2 separate regions of the Homo sapiens genome follow, and region 1 is linked to region 2. Evidence: read pairs that join two places in POLR2A ChIA-PET (ENCODE). Cell type or tissue: HepG2. All regions are shown on one strand. Links, peaks and the distances in the headings refer to the core of each region. The heading gives the core; the rest is flanking DNA.

Region 1 (8,394 bases), core at 3,205-8,204, 120 kb before region 2:
ACTCCTTTAGGCATATTGCTGAATTTGGTTTTCTAATATTTTATTAAAGATTTTTGTATCTGTATTCATAAGGCATATTTGTCTGTTGATTTCTTTCTTGTGACATCTTTTTCTGGTTGGGGTATCAGGATAATACTGGCTTCACAGAACCAGTTGCGTGATGTCCTAACTGTTCATTTTTGCACTCTGATGGCTGTCTCCTATACACCCATCAGGTGCAAAGAAGGGGTAATTTTAAAAACAGTCTTACTAAAGTAAAACTGAAGATAATAACTATACTATTTAAATTGTATAATCTGATTTGTTTTGACATATCTGTCTGTATTCACCCTTGTAATTGTCACAACAACCAAGACAATAACATCCCATAGCCCCAGAAACTTTCCTCACACCCTTTTGTAATCTTTCTTTCCTGCCTACCCTCCCATCTCCAGGAGCCATTGATCTATCTTCTTTCAATGCAGATTAGTTTGCATTTTCTATAATTTTATATAAATGAAATCACACAGTCTATACTATTTTTTATCTGAGTTCTTTCACTCAGCCTAATTATTTTGAGAATCATCTTATGTTGTTGCATATATTAATAGTTCAATCCATTTACTGATGAATTGTATTTCATTGCAAAATATACCACACTTTATCTATTCACCGGCTGATACACATTTGAGGTTTTTTTCAATTTGGGGCTATTATAAATAAAGCTGCTAAGCACCTTCAAGTATAGTCTTCATGTGGCTGAATGTCCTTATTTATGTAGGGTAAATATCTATGAGTGGAATGATTTGATTATACAATAGGGATATGCTTAACTTTCAAAGAAGCTGCCCAACTGATTCCATAGTGATTGTACCACTTTAAATTCCCATTATCAGCATTTGAAAGTTTCAGTTTCCCCATGTCTTTGCCAACACTTGGTATGGTTAGTCTTTTAAAACTCTTCACTATTTTAATAGGTATGCCATAGCATCTTATTGTGGTTTGAATGAGCATTTGTCTAATGACTAATGATATTAATCTTTTTCTCATGTGCTTATTTGCTATCAGTATACTTTCTTTGAAGTGTCTATTCAAATCTTCTGCCCATTTAAAAAAATTGGGCTGCTTATTTTTATTATTGAGTTTTGCGAGTTCTTTTTAGGTTCCGGATACAAATCCTTAATCAGATACATGATTTAGAAATATTTTCTTCCAGTATGTGGCTTGTCTTTTCATTCTCTTAATAGTGTCCTTTGAAGAGCAAAAGTTTTAAATGTTGATGAAGTCTGATTTATCACATTTTCTTTTCTGGGTCATGCTTTTGGTACCATATCTAAGAAATCTTTGTCTTATCCAAGTTCTTGAAGATGTCCTTCTATGTTCTAGAAGTGTTTTAATTTTCAGTTTTACATTTAGGTGTATGATCCAGGTTGAGCTAATTTTTGTACATGTTATGAGGCATCACTTGTCTGGCACCATTTGTTAGGAAAGACTATTTTGTATTTGCTGAATCGTCTTTGCACTTTTGTTAAAAATCAGTTGTCCAGGCCGGGTGTGGTGGCTGATGCCTGTAATCCCAGCACTTTGGGAGGCCGAGGTGGTGGATCACCTGAGGTTGGGAATTCAAGACCAGCCTGACCAACATAGAGAAACCCCATCTCTACTAAAAATACAAAATTAGCCGGGCATCGTGGTGCATCCCAGCTACTGGGGAGGCTGAAGCAGGAGAATCACTTGAATCCTGGAGGCGGAGGTTGCGGTGAGCTGAGATTGCACCATTGCACTCCAGCCTGGGCAACAAGAGTGAAACTCCATCTCAAAAAAAACAAAAAAACAAAAAAAAACCAGTTGTCCGTATATGTATGGTATATGTCTGGACCTTTCATTCTGTTCCTTTGATCTGTTAGTTATTTACGGCAATACCACAGTTTCGTGATGACTGCAGATTTGTAATAAGTCTTGAAATCAAGTGCCATTAGTCTGCCAACTTTGCTCTTCTCTTTCAATGTTGTTTTAGTTATTCTAAGTCCTTTATATTTCATATGTATATTAGGACCAACTTGTCATTTTCTACATGAAAACCCGATAAGCTTTACATTGGAATTGTGTTGAATCAATACACCAATTTGAAGAAATTTGACATCTTAATATTGAGTCTTTTGAAATATGCACACAGTATATATCTCCATTTATTTAAGTCTTCCTCAATTTCTCTTACCAGTGTTCTATAGTTCTCAGTGTACATATGTTGCACACTTAATGTCAGATGTATCTCTAAGTATTTCATGTTTTTATGCTATTATAAGTAGTATTGCTTTTTAGATTTCCATTTCTAATTGTTTGTTGCTAGTGTATAGAAATGCAATTCATTTGTGCACATTGATTAGTGTATAGAAATGCAATTCATTTGTGCTCATTGATTAGTGTATAGAAATGCAATTCATTTATGCATATTGCCTAGTATATACAATCACAATTCATTTGTGCATATTGATATGGTGTCTTGTGACCTTGTTAAACTCACTTATTCTAGTAGCTTTCTTGTGGATGCCAATGGATCTTCTACATAGACATTATTTCCTCTACAAATGAAAAGTTTTAATTCTTCCTTTTTGATATGAATACCTCCTATTTGTTTTTCTTGCCTTATTGCACTGGCTAGAATTGCCAGTACAATGTTGAATAGAAGTGGTGAGAACAGATATCCTTGACTTGTTTCTGCTCTGCTCCTTGGAAAAAAGCATTCAGTCAATCACTACTAAGTATGATGTTGACTAGGTTTTTCATGGATGTCCTTTATCAAGTTGAGGAACTTCTATACCTAGTTTGTTGAGAGTTTATCAGAAGTGGAGTTAGATTTTTCTCAAATGCTTTTCCTGCAACTACTGAGATGATCAAATGGGTTTTCTTTTTTGAGTCTGTTAATATAGTGAATTATACTGATTTATTTTCAAATGTTATACCATCCTTGTGTTCCTAAGATAAACTCCACTTGGTCTTGATGTATTATCCTTATTATATATTCTTAGGTTCCTCTAACTAAAATTTTATTGAGAACTGTGGTAGCTATATTTATGAAGCATATTGGTGTATTGTTTCCTTTTCTTGTAATATCTTGGTGTGGCTTTGACATCAGGGTAGAATCAGCCTCAAGGAAAGAGTTGGGAATTATTCTTCTCCTCTTCAATGTTCTGGAAAAGTTATGTAGAATTGGTATTCCTTCTTTTTTTTTTTTTTTTTTTTTTGAGACAGAGTCTCTCCCTGTCGCCCAGGCTGGAGTGCAATGGCACGATCTTGGCTCACTGCAACCTCCGCCTCCCAGGTTCAAGCGATTCTCCTGCCTCAGCCTCCTGAGTAGCTGGGATTACAGGTGTGCGCCACCACGCCTGGCTAATTTTTTTTTTTTTTTTGTATTGTTAGTAGAGATGGGGTTTCACCATTTTGGCCAGGCTGGTCTCAAACTCTTGACCTCGTGATCCACCCACCTCGGCCTCCCAAAGTGTTGGGATTACAGGCGTAAGCCACCGCGCCCAGCCGTTATTATTTCTTTTGTAAATGTTTAGTAGCATTTACCAGTGAAGCCATCTGGGCCCAGAGTTTCCTTTGTGGGAAGCTCTAACTACAGATTCAATTTCTTTAATAGATATAAGGCTATTTAGGTTATCAGTCTCTTCTTGATGACCTTTGGTAGTTTTGTCTTTCAAGGAATTTGTCCATTTCATCTAAGTCTTTAAATTTATTGTCATAAAATCATTTATAATATTCCCTTATTAGCCTTTTAATTTCTGTCATATCTGTAGTGACATTGCTCCCCTATCCCTGATACTAGTAACTTCTGTATCCTTTTTGTTGTTTTTGTTGTTTCCTGATTAGTCTGGCAAGAGGTTTATCAGTTTTACAGATCTCAAAAAGCTAACTTTTGATTTTCCTTTTTTTTTTTTTGGTTTATTTTTGATTTTCATTATTTCCTTCCCTCTGCTCACTTTGTTTTAAATTTGCCTTCTCCAGCCCCAACCCCCAGTTTCTTAAGACGGAATCCGAGACCATTTATTTGAGACCTGTCTTCTTTTCTAACACAGAAGTTATTACTATAAAGATCTCCCTATATATCAACAGCATTTCACCAATTTTTATATGCTGTTTTTTACTTTCATTCAATTCAAAATACTAACATCTCTTTTGGTCTCTTCTTTGACCCATGGGTCATTTAGACATTTGTTACTTAGTTTCCAGATGTTTGGAGATCTTTCAGATCTCTCTGTTATTGATTTATAATTTAATTTATTGATTGATTTTAAGGCTCAAAATAGTGTCTGTCTTGGTAAATGTTCTGAATGAACTTATAACGAATGTGTATCTTGCTGATATTGGATGTGGTGTTCTATAAATGTCAATTAGGTCATGTTGGTTGATAATGCAGTTCAAGACATCCTTACTGATCTTCTGTTTGCTTCTGTTCTACCCATTAGGAGAGAAATATATTGAAATCCTTGAGTATAATTGTGAATTTGTCTATTTCTCCTTGTAGCTTTATCAGTCTTTGCCTGATTATTTTGAAGATCTATTTTTAGGTGCATAAACATTTATGATTCTTATGCTATTTTGAAAAGTTGGCTTCTTTGTCATTATGAAAATACCTTCTTTATGACTGTTAGTAGTCTTTGCTCTGAAATTCATTTCATCTGATATTAAAATAGCTACTCCAGCTGTTTGGGATGAATGTTAGCACAGTATGTCTTTTTCTATATCTATCTTTAACCTACTTATATCTTTATATTTGAAGTGGATTTCTTGTAGCAGCAGATGTAGTTGGGTCTTGCTTTTTCATCCACTCTGACAATCTCAGCTTTAATTGGGGTATTGAAACTGTTTGTTGTGTGTTTTCTATTTGCCCTGTTTATTCTCTGTTCATTCTTCCTTCTTTTTCCAGGCAAGGGTGAGTTGAATGCAGCCTCTGGGACAGGGGGATGAAGGCAGTGAGGCACAGAATGAGCACTGGACTGGGAGTCAGGAGCGCCCACCTTCTGGTTGTGATCACCCTCTCCTCATTCTGAAGGAACCACTCAGGTCTCTTTCCTCAGCCTCCCCCACCACCTGGTTGAGGGGTGGCAGAATGGTATCTGGTACCCAGATTTTATACCTTGTCACAGAGCAAGGAGGTGGCTTCTGGGTCAGTGTGTTTGTGTGTGTGTATGAGTGTGCATGTGTTTGTACATGTAGGTGTATGTGAGTGTGTGCATGTGTGAGTGCGTGGGCATGTGTATTCTTTGGCGCTCACTCACCGGCTGGCCTTTGGACCCAGGCTCCCCCTGGTTTCCAGGGAGCCCCGTTCTGCCCTCTGTTCCTCGCTTGCCAGGGGGACCCAGCTGTCCGGGTAACCCACTCTCACCCTTAAAGAAACACACAAAAAATTACCAGTCAAAGTGGGAAGGGGTTCTAAGGCAGGAGGAGGCGGAGGGGGCCTGGGAGAGCCAGAACAGTGATTCCACAGGGTACCCGAGATTGCAGAATGCTGGGGCAACAAATGGAGGCCTGGTGGGGTAGGGGTGACAAGACTTTCACCTCCCAAAGAGGAAGGTCTCTGTCTCTCCTCTCGCATTCCGGGCCCTGCCTTCCCCTCTCCTCTCCCACAATTCCTCTCCTCCTTATTGCTTTTCCCCAACAGCATGCAGTTCCCTCCTTCAAACCTCAGCTCACACTCGTAGAATGCCTCCTCCCCATTTATTTATTTATTTTTATTTTTTTAGACAGAGTCTCGCTCTGCCGCCCAGGCTGGAGTGCAGTGGTGCGATCTCAACTCACTGCAACCTCTGCCTCCCCAATTCAAGCGATTCTCCTGCCTCGGCCTCCCGAGTGGCTGGGACTACAGGTGCCTGCCACCATGCCCAGCTAATTTTTGTATTTTTAGTAGAGACGGGGTTTCCCCATGTTGGCCGGGCTGGTCTCGAACTCCTGACCTCAAGTGATTCGCCAGCCTCAGCCTCCAAAATGCTGGGATTACAGGTGTGAGCCACTGTGTGGCCACCTTTTCCCCTTCTATTCTCATTCACATCTTCCCTGGGTCAAGGCCATCGCTCCCTCCGCCTCCTGTGTCTCAGAGGGTTCCAATCTTTCCCCCAATTAAACCTCGAGCTCAGAGAGGGCAAGAACCACATCTGAGTCATTCATCTACATCTCCCCTTCAGTGTCCAGCCCTTGGCTCTGACGGATTCATGGGGGCCCCCTCCTCCCACGCGGCACTGGGAAGCTTTCTAAGGATGCCTTGGGGATCCCGGCTGCAAGCAACGTGTTGTTCCACAAATGTCCACGAGAGGGCGCCCGTGGACAACTCAAAAACCAGTTGAAGGTTTCAAGGGCCTGGTAGGGGCGATATTTACAGCTCCCCAGATGAACTATCATTCTGGTTCAAGCTTGGGGCAGGACCCCCAAGCACTGCTGACGGAGAAAGGTCAACAATGTGGACTCCATTTTCACACAGGCCCTGGGACATGGGTGCCCAAAGGGTCGGAACCACTAGAGTCTGCATCAAGGCAGAAAGGGCAGAGGGTGGGTAAGTGTATTAAGAGGTATCTGACCTTGAATCCTGGGGGTCCCTGTGCTCCAGGTAAGCCGGCCACACCTGGATTTCCTCTCTTCCCAGCAGGGCCCATGGGGCCAGGGTCCCCATCGTCTCCCTGCTCCCCCTGTTAAGAAAGCAGGCAGAGGAGGGTCTCTTGTGTTTCACGATACAGCCAAGGAAGCAGATGGCTCAACGCCTGGGCAAACCCTGGGTGAAGCTGGAGGAAGGGGTCACACTCCAGGATGGAGGTCAGACGGCCTGTGTGTGATGTGGCTGGACCAGGAGGACAGGAGGAGCTGAGGATTGTGAGTGGGGAAGGGCGGGATTCTGAGTGAGGAAGGGGCGGGAGAGGAACCCTATCCACCAGGCAGGGGAGGAAAGGAAGGTCTTTCTGGGTGCTGGCATCCAGGAGAGACAGTCAGAAGGTCCACACTCCCAGGTGCCAGGGGAGGAGATGGTTGCCCACCCCAGAGAACTTCTGGATGTGTTGGTTCTGCCCATCCAAGTTTCCAAACGGGCTCCTCTGGCCCATGGCCTGGGGAAGTTCCCCTACACCTGGTCCCAAATGGAGCCACCATCTGTTAATGCCAATTCCCGCTCACCTGCTGTCCTGCTTGCCCGTCCCTGCCAGGAAGCCCATCTGGTCCAGCGATGCCCTCGAGGCCCTGTCTCCCCACCACGCCCCGGGGCCCTGGCAGCCCCTGCAGGCCCTGGGGGGTACATAAAAAGCTGGTGAGGGCATTTGGTGCAGGGAGTGGGAGGAGGGCGGGTGTGGGGGGCGGGCAGGGAGGTTGGCTGGAAACAGCAGCTGTAGTCACTCACCTGGACCCCCCTCCGGCCTGGGGCCCCTGCCTTGCCTTGCTTTCCCTTTGGTCCCTGAAAAATCAAGGGCCACATGATGGAGGCTGCCTGGTAGAGGTGTGGGACCCTAGGGGCTCTGGAAGGAGGGACTGAGAGGATTGTGGGCCCCTGGGTGAACATCTGATGCCACAGATGTACCCAAGCACTCTGGCCTGGAAGCCTGGGGCCAGAGCTGGCCTTGGAACCTCCTGGGGCTGTCACTGAGCCTGCTCTGGGCCTTGGTGTCCCCTCACTGGCATTGACAATTTTCTGGGAGGAGCCAGAGGCCACAGTTCCACTGGATCTTTTAGAGACTAGGTATCACCGAGGCAGGCAGGTGAGGGGGGCGCACCCGGGGGAGGGAAAGAGCATTAAGAGAGCACTGGCCCAGTCTGGGGGCTGGGGGAAGGCAGGGGCCCTGGGGCAGAGGCAGGAAGTGGCTCCTGCTCAAGCACCCTGTCTCTGCCTCCTCTTCCTCCAGACCCCCTCAATTGACTTCTCCCAGTTTTCTCTCTACAGTGTGGTGAGCCCTGGGTTCAAGTCACTCTGGTTGGCCTCAGGCAGTTGGCTCCCCTCCTGGAGCCCCAGTGAAATGGGGCTGATTGTCCCTCCTCACTCAGGCTATTTGAAGGGAGATGGGGTCATGGCCAGAAGCAGCCTGCCGGGCTCCTGGTGGGCCGCCCCTCCCTACCCTGCCTCGCAGCCTCTGCAGCCTGCGTTTGGTTTGCTGTGTGACTGTGGGTCAGGCTTCCCCCTTCCTGGGACTCAGTCTCCCTGCTGAACCCCCGGCCCTCTTACCTCTGCGCCTTTCGATCCTTTGGGTCCCGGCCACCCCCGGGGTCCCGGATGCCCCTGCAAACCAAGGTGAGATGACGCAAGGCAGCCCCAGGATTCTCTCCCGGGGAGGGTGGCCAGTCTCCGCCTGGAGGGGGAGGGGTGGGGAGGGGTTTGGGGGTGCAGGTTCTGGGGGCATCCCCAGGGTCAGGGCAGGAGAAACAGAAATGGCTGCCCCAGAC
Region 2 (10,899 bases), core at 3,137-8,136:
ACCAATCATTTGCCCAGCACCTCCAGCACGCAGGGTGCTCTGCCAGGCATCACGTAGGAGAGAGAGGTAACCGAGGCCTATCTCTGGAGGGGCTCAGGTGAATACTCAGAAAAATAAGCACAATAGATGCTTAAGATGGTAGGCTCTGGGCTAGGCGCAGTGGCTCACACTCATAATCCCAGCACTTTGGGAGGCCGAGGCAGGTGGATCACTTGAGGTCAGCAGTTTGAGACCAGCCTGGCTAACATGGTGAAACCCCATGTCTACTAAAAATACGAAAAAATAGCTGGGCCCGGGGGCGTGTGCTTGTAATCCCAGCTACTTGGGAGGCTGAGGCAGGAGAATCCCTTGAACCTGGGAGGTGGAGGCTGCAGTGAGCCCAGATTGCTCCATTGCACTCCAGCCTGGGAGACACAGCGAGACTCTGGCAAAAAAAAAAAAAAAAAAAAAAAAAAGATGGTAGGCTCTGGAGGCAGACTGCCTGGGTTCAATCCTGGCTCTGCCATTTACTCTCTTTGACTTTATCTGAAGTAACTAAACCTTTCTGAGCCTCAGTTTCCTCATCTGTAAAATGGGAATAGATTGAAACCTGTTTCTCAGAATGGCTGGGAAGGTGGAATGAGATCCTGCACATGTGGCTCAGCAAACAGAGTTTAGTGGTCAATGAGAGCTTTGAGAAAGTGGCCCATGCCATCCAGAGGGGACAGGGGAACCACTGCGGGAGTTCCAAGAAGGGAGTGGTCATCAGAAATAAAGGTGGCATTTGCTCTTAGACATGAATGGAGGACAAGTTTACAAAGGAGGACAGCCAGAGCAAAACCGCAGAGGCTTGGGGGCTCAGGAGGTTGGGGAAGGGAGTAGGCTGCCTAGGTCAACGGCCTCATCCTGGTCCCAGGCTGCAAGGTCCCATGGGCTAGCAGCGTCTGTGATATCTATGTGGTCCCCAGAGGGCACGTGCTTCATGAAGGCTCTGAAGCCAGGAGGAAATGCCGCTTCAGATGGCAGATTCCAGAGCCCTGGGCCCAGGGAGCACAGGGCCAGGTCTGGAGGGAACTAGGGCTTGGGTAATTGCATAACCAGAACCACTCGCTGGGCTCAGAGCTAAAAATATGCCCCAGGCAGCTACCTCTGCCAGGGCCTCACCAGGCACCCAGCGTGGGAAAGGCTGATTCAGCCTGGGCACAGATGCCGGGTGCTGTTGGTCTCAGCCCTCTAAGGGAAGCAGGTAGGTTTCCCTCTAAGGGGATCTCCAAGGGTTCCAGTATATGGGTAAGAGCCTGGGTTCCAGTCCTGGTTTTGCCATTTCCTACTCAGTTTCCTCATCTCTAAAATGAGAATGATCTCACTGTCCCATGGGAACTTGGGGTGGGCATGAGAGGTCAAATAAGGCAGCATAAAAGAAGGTGCCAGGCACATCACATAGGAGCTATTTTCCCTCTCGGGCTTGGGCTAGCTCAGTCAGCCACCGCAGCCTGCCAAGCTGTCCCCCAGCCTCTCTCCAGCAGGAGGAACTCAACTCCTCCCCGCATGGCCCCTCCAGGTACCTATGTCCGCACCCCTACTCCAGGAGAGCCCTGCAGAAACAGGAAGAGGGATGCAAGGGTCATATATTCCCCAAGGCAGTTTTCCTGGCCAAACACTGAAGCTCACCAGCCGAAGGGATGTGATCTTCTGGAGCCCCTTCCCCACCCCAGGCTGCAAAGGGTGATATCCCCAATGGACAACTGAGACCTACAAGAGGTCATTGCTGTTCCATGCCATATCTGTCCATATAGCACCCTTGAGAGCCCTAAGTCCACTCCAAATGGATAAAGCCAAATATGGGTGCCAGAGAGGGGGAGGGAAGAACCTGAGGACACACAGCAAACCCGAGACCTCAGGGGCAGTGAGACGCAGGCCAAAGAGCCACCAAGAGTTCCAAAGGACAGTGTGAGATAACTCACCCGAGGCCCACGTGCACCAGGGATTCCAGGTAGCCCAGGTAGCCCAGGGGGACCCTGAGGAGAAAACAAGAAGACAGCATTAGACAGTGCCCACTGGCAGCAGAGAATGGGCTCAAGCAGTCATTCAACAATCCCGCCTGCAGCTGTGGGCATGGATAGTCCGCGGCTAAGAGGAGGAGTCCCCTGAGGTCCCTGCCCTGAGAAATTCATGCTCTTTGGGGCTTTTGGGCTTTCATAGCTACTATTCAGTCACTGACGCCCTCATCATTTATCACCCAGCTAACTTAGGGTGTCACCTTCTCCAGAAAACCTTCCCCAAGTTGGACAAAGTCCCTTCTTTTCCTCTATTTTAAAGACCGCTATCTTACTTGGGGAATTATCTGCTTAGAAGCCTGTGTCTCCCATCAGATGACAGTCTCCTCAAAGGAACTAAGGGGATATGAGTCATCTGCCTATCCCCAGGGCTCAGCCAAACGTTTGATAAAATAAAACAGCCAGAAACCTCAGAGCTCAGCCAAATTCTCTGCAGAATCAGAACAGAGAAGGGACTTGGCCAAGGTCACACCAAGTATCTCTGCCCCACAAACAGGCAGCACAGCACACAGAGCATGGCATGGGTTTTTGAATCAGACATGCCTGGGTTCAGATCCCTGCCTGCCGCTGACAAAATGCACAAGTCTTTAGCCAGCTTGTGCCCATACAAACGGAGGCAATAAAACACTCCCCATGGGATTCCAAGGATGACATGAGAGATGATAAATGTTAACACGGTGCCTGGTATGTAACTGGCACTCAAATTTTCTATCTGTTCCCATGGCCACAGCATGGTCCAGCCTTCATCACCACTCCCCAAGAACCGGCAGCAGCCCCCTCAGTGGTCTCCCTGCCTCTACTCTCTCCTCCCTCCCCTCTGCAGTCCTCCTCCACACAGCCTCATTCACCTTCCAAAAGCCCTCCCCTGCTCAACAACATTTAAGGGCTCCCCATTTCCCACAAGTGAAAAACCTAACCCTGAAGCTCAGCATTTAAGGAGCATCTGTGTGTCCTCATCTCTTTTCTCTTTACACAGGAAGGGAGGCAGCCGAGCAGACTTACTGAAGGATGAGCTGATCTTTGTTCAAATCCTGGCTTTACCACTTAATAGCTGCACACTTCCTGCAGTTCCTCCCACTTATCTGAGTCTCAGATGCTCCCCGTTAAGATGGGTCCAATAGCTACCACTGCATTTACCTCGAAGGAGTAAATGAGGATTAACTAAGCGCCTGATGTGAAGAACTGTGCCTGCAGCCTTTGAAGGAAGCCAGGCTTTCGAGGATGTGTGAGGCCTGGGGAATTCATTTGTTTCAAATAACCATCAATGAGATTCCAGATTTCCTGCCCAGAGTTAAAATCGGTGTTGAAAACCCAGTCTGGTTTGGCTGGTAATTAATCCAGATCTCATGCTGGGCAGTCTCGGCTCACAGTTCTGGCCTGTGAACACCACGTGCTTGCTCGTCCATGAATAAAAATCAGAGGAGAGATCCAGACAGGCAGATATGGGTACCAAGGTCACTGGGCAAGAGCCCTGAGCAGAAGGAGGAGGGTCTGTTTTGTGACCTCGGGCAAGTCCCAGCTACCTCTGAGCATCCAGAGACCTCTGGCCAAATTGGCGGCAGAGTTCCAGGGGTGGGTAGAGGGGTTGTCTGGTTTTGTGGGTTCTGGACTCTGGGTGCCAGTCTTACCCACTTCTCCTCTCCAGCTGTCTCTGGGCAGTAGAGTATGGTGTAACACCACGGGCCTGGGTTCACATAGGGCACCCCCCCCCACCCACCTACTATCTGGGTGGCTTTGAGCAAAGCTATTTCCAGGCTCCAAGCCTTTTTTCTATTACTGTAAAATGAGGTTAATAATAGCACCTAGCCGACAGATAATCTATAACAAGTGCTAATCCTGGTGTCTGGCACCCAATTAATGCTCAAAAAAAATGTTAGCTGTTATTTCTGTGAAGCAAGCTTCTGGAACGTCCTCAACTCAAAATTTTAAGCCATCCTCCTTCACATCTGTTTCTAGGGGACAGCAAAAGATGTCCCTTCTTAGAAGGCCCTCCTTGACCCAACTGTCCCAGGTGGACCCAGAATTAAAGAAAAAGCAGGGGGCTGAGACGAAGCATACTGTAGGTATACCATGCCGTTTCAACAGGTAAGAAACCAGAGAGAGGTTCAGAGAGGAAAAGTGACTTGCCCAGTGCCACACAGCTAACAAGAGGCAGAGCCTGGATTCAAACCCAGGACCACTGGACCTGTTCTCCTACCCTGGGCAGCTGCCACACAATCTTGGTTGAGTGTGACTCTAACTAGGTATATGGCCTTGAGTAAGTCCCTTCTCTTCTCTGGACATCTGTGAAATGAAGATCCTGGAAACTTCCTGGCACTGGCATTTCCTGAGTTGCGGAAAGCCAAGGTGGGGGTAATTTCCTCTGCTACATTATCAAGTGAAGAGGAAAAGCGAGATTCTTCCCATCTCACAGAGAAGGCAAAGACCCAGCAGGGTGAAGGGCTTGTCCAGGACTCCGGGGAGGAACAGGCTCCGTGGGTGCAGCTCCTTCATGGACCCTGGTGGGGCTGCAGCTGCAGAGGCCTGGACACTCCCTCTTGGCATGTCTTCTGCCCCAGAAATAGGGGCATCCAGGATAGAGTCTGACCTCATCCACCACATCTGCAGAGCAGACTCTGAGTGCCACTCAGGACCCAGGGTCCAGCCTGGTGATGTCAGCCCACAGGCGGACTCCTTGACGGGGCGGCCCCAGCTTCGGGCCTGGCCAATCCCTTCACTCCACCTTCAACCTGGGTGGGGACCGCCGGCTGCCCAGTGCTAGCCACGGGCTGGACCCTCCCCTACTCAGTGCCCACTTTGCTCGTGGCGAGCACGGGTGCCCCCTGGCCCCTCTCCCCTGATCCGAGACCCTGCCTGTTCTCTCCGCAGTGGAAAAACGCTGCCATTTCTTTCCAGGGCCTGAAGCCTGAGCGGGTGACTCTGGGATGATTCACGAGGCCGGGGTGGGATTTTCCACTTTGCGTTGCAAACAACGGGGCCTCTGAGAGGGCCTGGAGCTGAGGGGGAGCAGAGCGGGGGCTCAGGCCTGCCTGGGGGAGGTGGAGGAGGCCTGGGCTCCAGGCGTACGCAAACAGAGCCATGGAAACAACCAAGCAGACCCCTCGGGGCTTCCCCCAAGGGTCCTGGCCTCTGACAGCCAGATCTAGGGGAACCCCATCCTACGGAACAAGTCCACCGTTGTGTCCAGCTGGAAGAGCCTCTGCCTGCCAAGCAATGAGAGGTTTTACAAGCCTGGGGTTTAGGAGACCAAAGTCCGATCCTAGGTGTGCTGCTACCTACCATGTGACCCTGAGCAATGTCCTTTTGATCTCTAGGCCTCGACTCTGTGTCTGTAACCTGTTGGGGGTAGATAGGGGGCCTCAAAGGGCTCTCCCATCTCTGACCATCTGAGCTCATGATTATTCCTAAGAATTCACACAGGGCACCCAGACTTCCCTAGCCTCTGTCCTGGGAAGGACCTGCTGGAACAGAGCTTCTTGGCATCAGTACAGCTCTGTATGACCTTGAGCAAGTTACTTAATCTCCCTGGGCCTCCGGGCCTTAGTTTGTCCAGCTGTGAAATGGGAATGTAATACCCATATTCTGAGATGGCATATGCATGCTGGTTCTTCTCCATTTACTCCCCAGATCTGTGCCGTGCCCTGGGAAGCTGACTTCTACAGATTATACCCCGGCCTTCCTTGACCTCTGGCTTCCAGCTGGGTTTGGCCAATGGGAGACCCCAGGAAGAGAGTGCACAGAAGGGAGGACAGGGTATATTTCTCTCCCTGTGCCCTCTCTGCTGTGCTATAATTTGGCTGCAGCTGTATTCGCCCATGGCCCCTGCTTCTGTGAGGAGACCCCTGCTCAAGGTTTTAACTCTTATTGGGTTCTGGGAACATCTTTCCCTGGGACCTTCTGGTCTGGGTGTGGTAACAATTTCCTGCAGTTTCCAGGCCCCTTGTGTTTCACCTGCCTCTGCTGGTTCCCTTGATGCTGTCCACCCCTCCGTAAATAGTCTGTTCCTTTAACTCTCCCCAGTGAGTCTGGGCCCTGCCTGGAGGTCAGGAGATCGAGACCATCCTGGCTAACATAGTGAAGCCTTGTCTCTACTAAAAATACAAAAAATTAGCCAGGCATGGTGGCACATGCCTGTAATCCCAGGTACTTAGGAGGCTGAGGCAGGAGAATTGCTTGAACCCAGGAGGCGGAGGTTGCAGTGAGCTGAGATCGCACCACTATACTCTAGCCTGGGCAACAGAGCAAGACTCTGTCTCAAAAAAAAAAAAATGGGGGCAGTCCTCCCCCAAACCCCCGCTGTCTAGCTGACATGTGTCATGACACTCTTATCCATTCAGGCTCCCTGCTGTCCCTGCTCCACCGACTAACCCCAGGTTAGTATTTTCATAGCACAGTTCTCCAAGCAAATGTGAGACTATGTCCAGACCCTCCCAGTTCTCTCAGTGCACCAAAGTCCCCACCTCAACACCCACCATCAGTCCACAATCACAGCCATGACAATCTACCAGGACCCAGGTTTCATATGTGCTTTACTCCCCTCCCCCCGACCCCCGCATCTCACTGAATCCATGTAACGACCCTGGAAAGGTAGGTGGCACCGTATCCCCATTTTATAGAGGCAGAAACTGAGGCTTAGAGAGGTTAAGTGATTTGCCAAAGGTCATACAGCACCAGGCATCTACAGGACGTTCAGTTAACAATTGTGCAAAGAATGAATGGATGGCTGAATAAGGGAATGGTTCAAATCCAGGTTGTCCCAAATCCAAAGCCTATGTTCTTTTGCAGTCCACATGGCCTCCTCATCTCCCTGGCAGGAGAGTTCTGGGTAACCTCAAGGAACCCCGCCTGGGAGTCAGGACGACCTGCATTTCGTAAGGATCAAATTCTTTTGTTCATTTCATAGATAGATAGTCACAGAGCACGTGGTGTGGGCCAGGCCCTTAGCGGCGTCTTCCCGAGGGGACATTTGCAAAAAGTGCAAGCACGGGCAAATGCCAGTGGCCTGATCGTGAATAAATAAGGCCTTGACTCGCCTCCTCTCAGGCGTGGGGCTTCTGTGCAGCTTCTGTGCAGGGCTGTGAACCACGGCCTCCCCGCCCCAACTCACCCAGGGCCAAGCTCAATTTTTCCATGTTCCCCCCTCCTGGGGCTCCCACAGAGCTTCCTCACTCAGCAGCTACAACTCCTGGCAGGCCTGGGCCCAGAACTCTGTCTCTGCCTCTGCCAGTTGCTCTCGTGCCCTGAACCCCGAGGAGCAGGTTTGCACATGCAGACACAGCCACTGCACCTTTCTCAAACACTGAAAGGTCCCACAGTCATTTCTAAGGGGAGAGCTGTCCCAACACCCTATTTCAGTGGAAGACTGAGCCCTGGGGAGAGGAAAGAATTTCCTCAAAGTCACTCAGCAAAACTAGATAAGATAGCCCAAATTACTTCATTTCTACTACAGCTGTTTTTTGAGACAGAGTCTTACTCTGTTGCCCAGGCTGGAGTGCAGTGGCATGATCTCGGCTCATCACAACCTCCACTTCCCAGGTTCAAGGGATTCTCCTACCTCGGCCTCCCAAGTAACTGGGATTACAGGCGCACACCACCATGCCTGGCTAATTCTTGTATTTTTGGTAAAGACAGGGTTTCACCATGTTGGCGAACTCCTGGCCTCAAGTGATCCGCCTGCCTCGGCCTCCCAAAGTGCTGGGATTATAGGTGTGAGCCACCACGCCCAGCCTCTACTACAGCTTTATATGCAAATAAAATTTACGCACATTTTCAGGCCACCCTCCCCACCAGAGGTGGGAGCTATTATCATCTTATGTTCTACAAAAACAGGCTCAGCATGGATCAGTCACAGAGCTAAAAGGGGTGGAGTCAGGATTTGAACCCAAGTCTGCATGTGCCTGGATGGGGGACAATTAAGCTCTTCTCCTGGGCAGCTGGAGCTTCTGTTCTGCTGGGCTTAGATCCTGGATATATATGGGGGTCAAGGGAAGACAGCAGAGGCCAGAAAGAATGAGAGTTCATTTCATCACCGTTCAAAGATGCCTCTTCCATTACATTATTCTGGTATCTGGTGAAGAAGTGACCAGGTTGCCATCTGCTACACAGTGGACAAAGATTCTACCAGCTTCCGGGTTCCTCCTAGGGTGGGGACAGGGGATAGCATGGGGCCTGAGACAGGGATGTCACCCGGGCAGGTTGGTGTCTTCCCCTTGTCCTCAGTAGTCAGGGCTGAAGGAGCAGAAAGAGCCTCAGCCCTGGCCAGAAGTCAGGGACCACAAGTTGCATCCCAGCTCCTTCAGGAACACGCTGGGAGCCTTTGGCGGGGTCCTTTATCTCTTTCCAACCCCTCTTGGATCATCTGTGGGGCAGGGATGAACACACACAGCCTGCCCTCCTCAACCAGTTTTCATGAGGTCCTAAAGGAGACACCGCGCCTGTGGAAGCAGCTCATAAACTTGATGGGTTATCGAATCGGAAGCTTCTTTAGGCCAGGCACAGTGGCTTAAGCCTGTCATTCTAGCGCTCTGGGAGGCTGAGGCAGGAGGATCACTTGAGGCCAGGAGTTTAAGACCAGCCTGGGCAACATAGTGAGACCCAGACTCTACAAAAAAAGTGAAAAAATTAGCCGGACATAGTGGCACGTGCCTGTAGTCCCAGCTACCTGGGAGGCTGAGGCAGGAGGATGAATTGAGCCTGGGAGATTAAGGATGCAGTGAGCTGTGATCACACCACTGCACAGCAGCCTGGGTGATAGAGTGAGACCCTGTCTCTAAAAAAAAAAAGAAAAAGATTCTTTAGATGTTGAGCCCTTCCTTTGAGGCCAGGGACAGTAGTGACTCCTGTCTGAAGCCCCCAGTCCCCCAGATCTGAGTCCCAGAGCCTCAGAGTGGACACTCAGGGCAGTGGGATGGAACGTGCTAGTCTTGGAGGCTACAGTCTGGAATGTAAACTTCAACTCCACCTCCTCCGTGCTGCGTGGCCTTGGGCAGGTCCTGGCCCTCTCTGAGCGCAATTTCCTCACCTGCCCAATGAGGAAAGTTGAACTAAGTCATCCCCAAGCAACCACTGACTGACCAGTTTCATTTCAGTGCCTCCTCTTTTTCAAAGAGATTTGGAAGGAGGCCTCGCTTCCTGCTGACCCAGAGCCCCAAGCCCCAGGAAAAAGTATTTGACTCAGACATACAGCAGACCCAAGATACTATAGAATCTGCCCTGGGCCAGCTCCGCTCCTCTCTCCACACCACACAAATTCTTGGGAGGGAGGGCCGGCCTCCTCCTCAGGGCTGGGTTGTGCTGTGTGGCCAGAATTGAGACCATGGACCTCACCATGTCAGGAGGGGGCAATTCCCCTTTTGACCTCACCGCCATTGAGCCCAGCACGCACACAGCGTGGGAAGCTGAGCTGTCAGGGCCCCAAGGCACCTGGTGCCAGAGTTGGCCTGGGTTGGCTGGAGAGGTGAAAAGGGTTCCTCGTTCTTTCCACAAGAAAGTGGTGGCTCCCAACTCTCTACGCTGCCAATTTCAGAACACGGAACTTGAGCAGAACGTTGACATAATTGCAAAGCAATGCATACAGTTTCCATAAGTTCGACAATATGGTTATAATAAAGGCAGACTCTCCGTCCTCTTGGAGACAGGCTGGATAAATATTATTCCTAATGATTATTAAAACTCATTAAGTGTGTTTGGAAGGCCTGGGAATTCCCAGCATCTGCCACTGTCTCCACATTGTAGGGAGCCCTAACCTCAAACACAGAGCCCAGTGGGAGAGCCGGCTTCAGGAAGGAGAGAGAGAGGCCACCACACGGTGGTCATCTCCAAGGCGGGAGAACAGAGCAGAGCCCTGAGCCTTCTGGAAACGCCATCCCATCATTCCCCACCCGGAGGAATTGGCCTCCAGCTGTGGGAAGGTCGTTGCCCCTAGAGACGGTCCCAGGCAAGCCGGAGGCATCGACCCTGAGACCATCCTGCAAATCGTGTTCTTTCTTCTCCCTTCCTCTTCCTTCTGGCCCACGCTGACCTTCTGCACCCCAAACTCCTACCGGGGGTTACAAATCAAACCCCTGCAGGTGCCAGGCAGGCAGGTAACATAAACGGGTGAAAGGACTGGTCGGAAGACTCAGTCAGGAGAAGTGGGGACCAGCACAGACAGGAGTGGACTTGTCCTAACGGGGTGGCTCAAGCACCATCGCATCTCCCACTTTCCAAGAGAAGTTGGTTGCTGAGTCTTTTTATAAGAAATCTCTCACATTTTTAAAATGTTAGTAAGTTATTGGATTTTTAAAAAAGAACACTGCACGTGCCAAACAAAACATATCCAGAGCTCCCCATGTGTGACCTTTGTCTGCAACTCTCAGACAAGCTGATGGGCCAGAAGGACCCCTGCTCCATGAGCTGGGAGAACGGGGCTTTGGAAGCTGCTTACTCACTGCATGATCTGGAGCCAGTCAGCTACGGGCCTTCCTTAAGCTGTTCGAGCTTTGCAGCTGGGTTAGCAAAGAACGGGCTTGGACCTGGGCCAACCAAAGCCCAGGGATGCTCTTCACCTGGGGGTAGCCACCAGACTTGAGTCTGTCCCAGCGGATCATGAATCTGGAGCAGGGTGGGCAATGATGCATTTAGCAGAGCCAGAGGAGCCGGGGGCCTGGCTGGAGCCAAGGATGTACCCATAACCAGCTCCCTGCTCTAAGCTGCTCCTTTTCCTGTCTTTACTAGGGGCAACCACTTGACCAATGCCCCAGTCCCCCACTGGAGCTCCAAGCAGCATGCAGACCCCACTCAGTCTTACCGGCAAGCCACAGTCTCCCTTGGGTCCCGGAGGCCCCATCAGCAGAGGGAAAGGCGTAGATCCTGCCAGGTGGAA

The links. Peaks named below come from ENCODE experiments on the same cell type or tissue, not always from the same donor. Only the 100,000 strongest peaks of a DNase experiment are listed, where the experiment ranks them.
Region 1: POLR2A ChIA-PET joins it to region 2 with 6 read pairs; 3 of 35 experiments call an interaction of 5 or more read pairs at or near these places.

The regions. Positions count from the first base shown.
Region 1 is chr9:114,289,078-114,297,471 of GRCh38, reverse strand. COL27A1 (collagen type XXVII alpha 1 chain) reads right to left here. Exons shown (of 61, transcript NM_032888.4): 45 at 8,177-8,230; 46 at 7,361-7,414; 47 at 7,141-7,248; 48 at 6,555-6,662; 49 at 5,262-5,369. It overlaps LOC124902252 (a long non-coding RNA gene), which reads left to right and starts at 6,659. Exons shown (of 3, transcript XR_007061741.1): 1 at 6,659-6,843. RefSeq lists an enhancer at 8,066-8,394. In HepG2, for the core only: a CTCF peak has its summit at 6,301 (motif pointing right); a DNase peak (open chromatin) is centred at 6,291.
Region 2 is chr9:114,169,389-114,180,287 of GRCh38, reverse strand. COL27A1 (collagen type XXVII alpha 1 chain) reads right to left here. Exons shown (of 61, transcript NM_032888.4): 3 at 10,825-10,899; 4 at 1,944-1,997. Among named protein-coding and RNA genes, the nearest start is that of COL27A1, 19 kb to the right of the region's middle. In HepG2, for the core only: a CTCF peak has its summit at 5,353; DNase peaks (open chromatin) are centred at 4,687 and 5,327.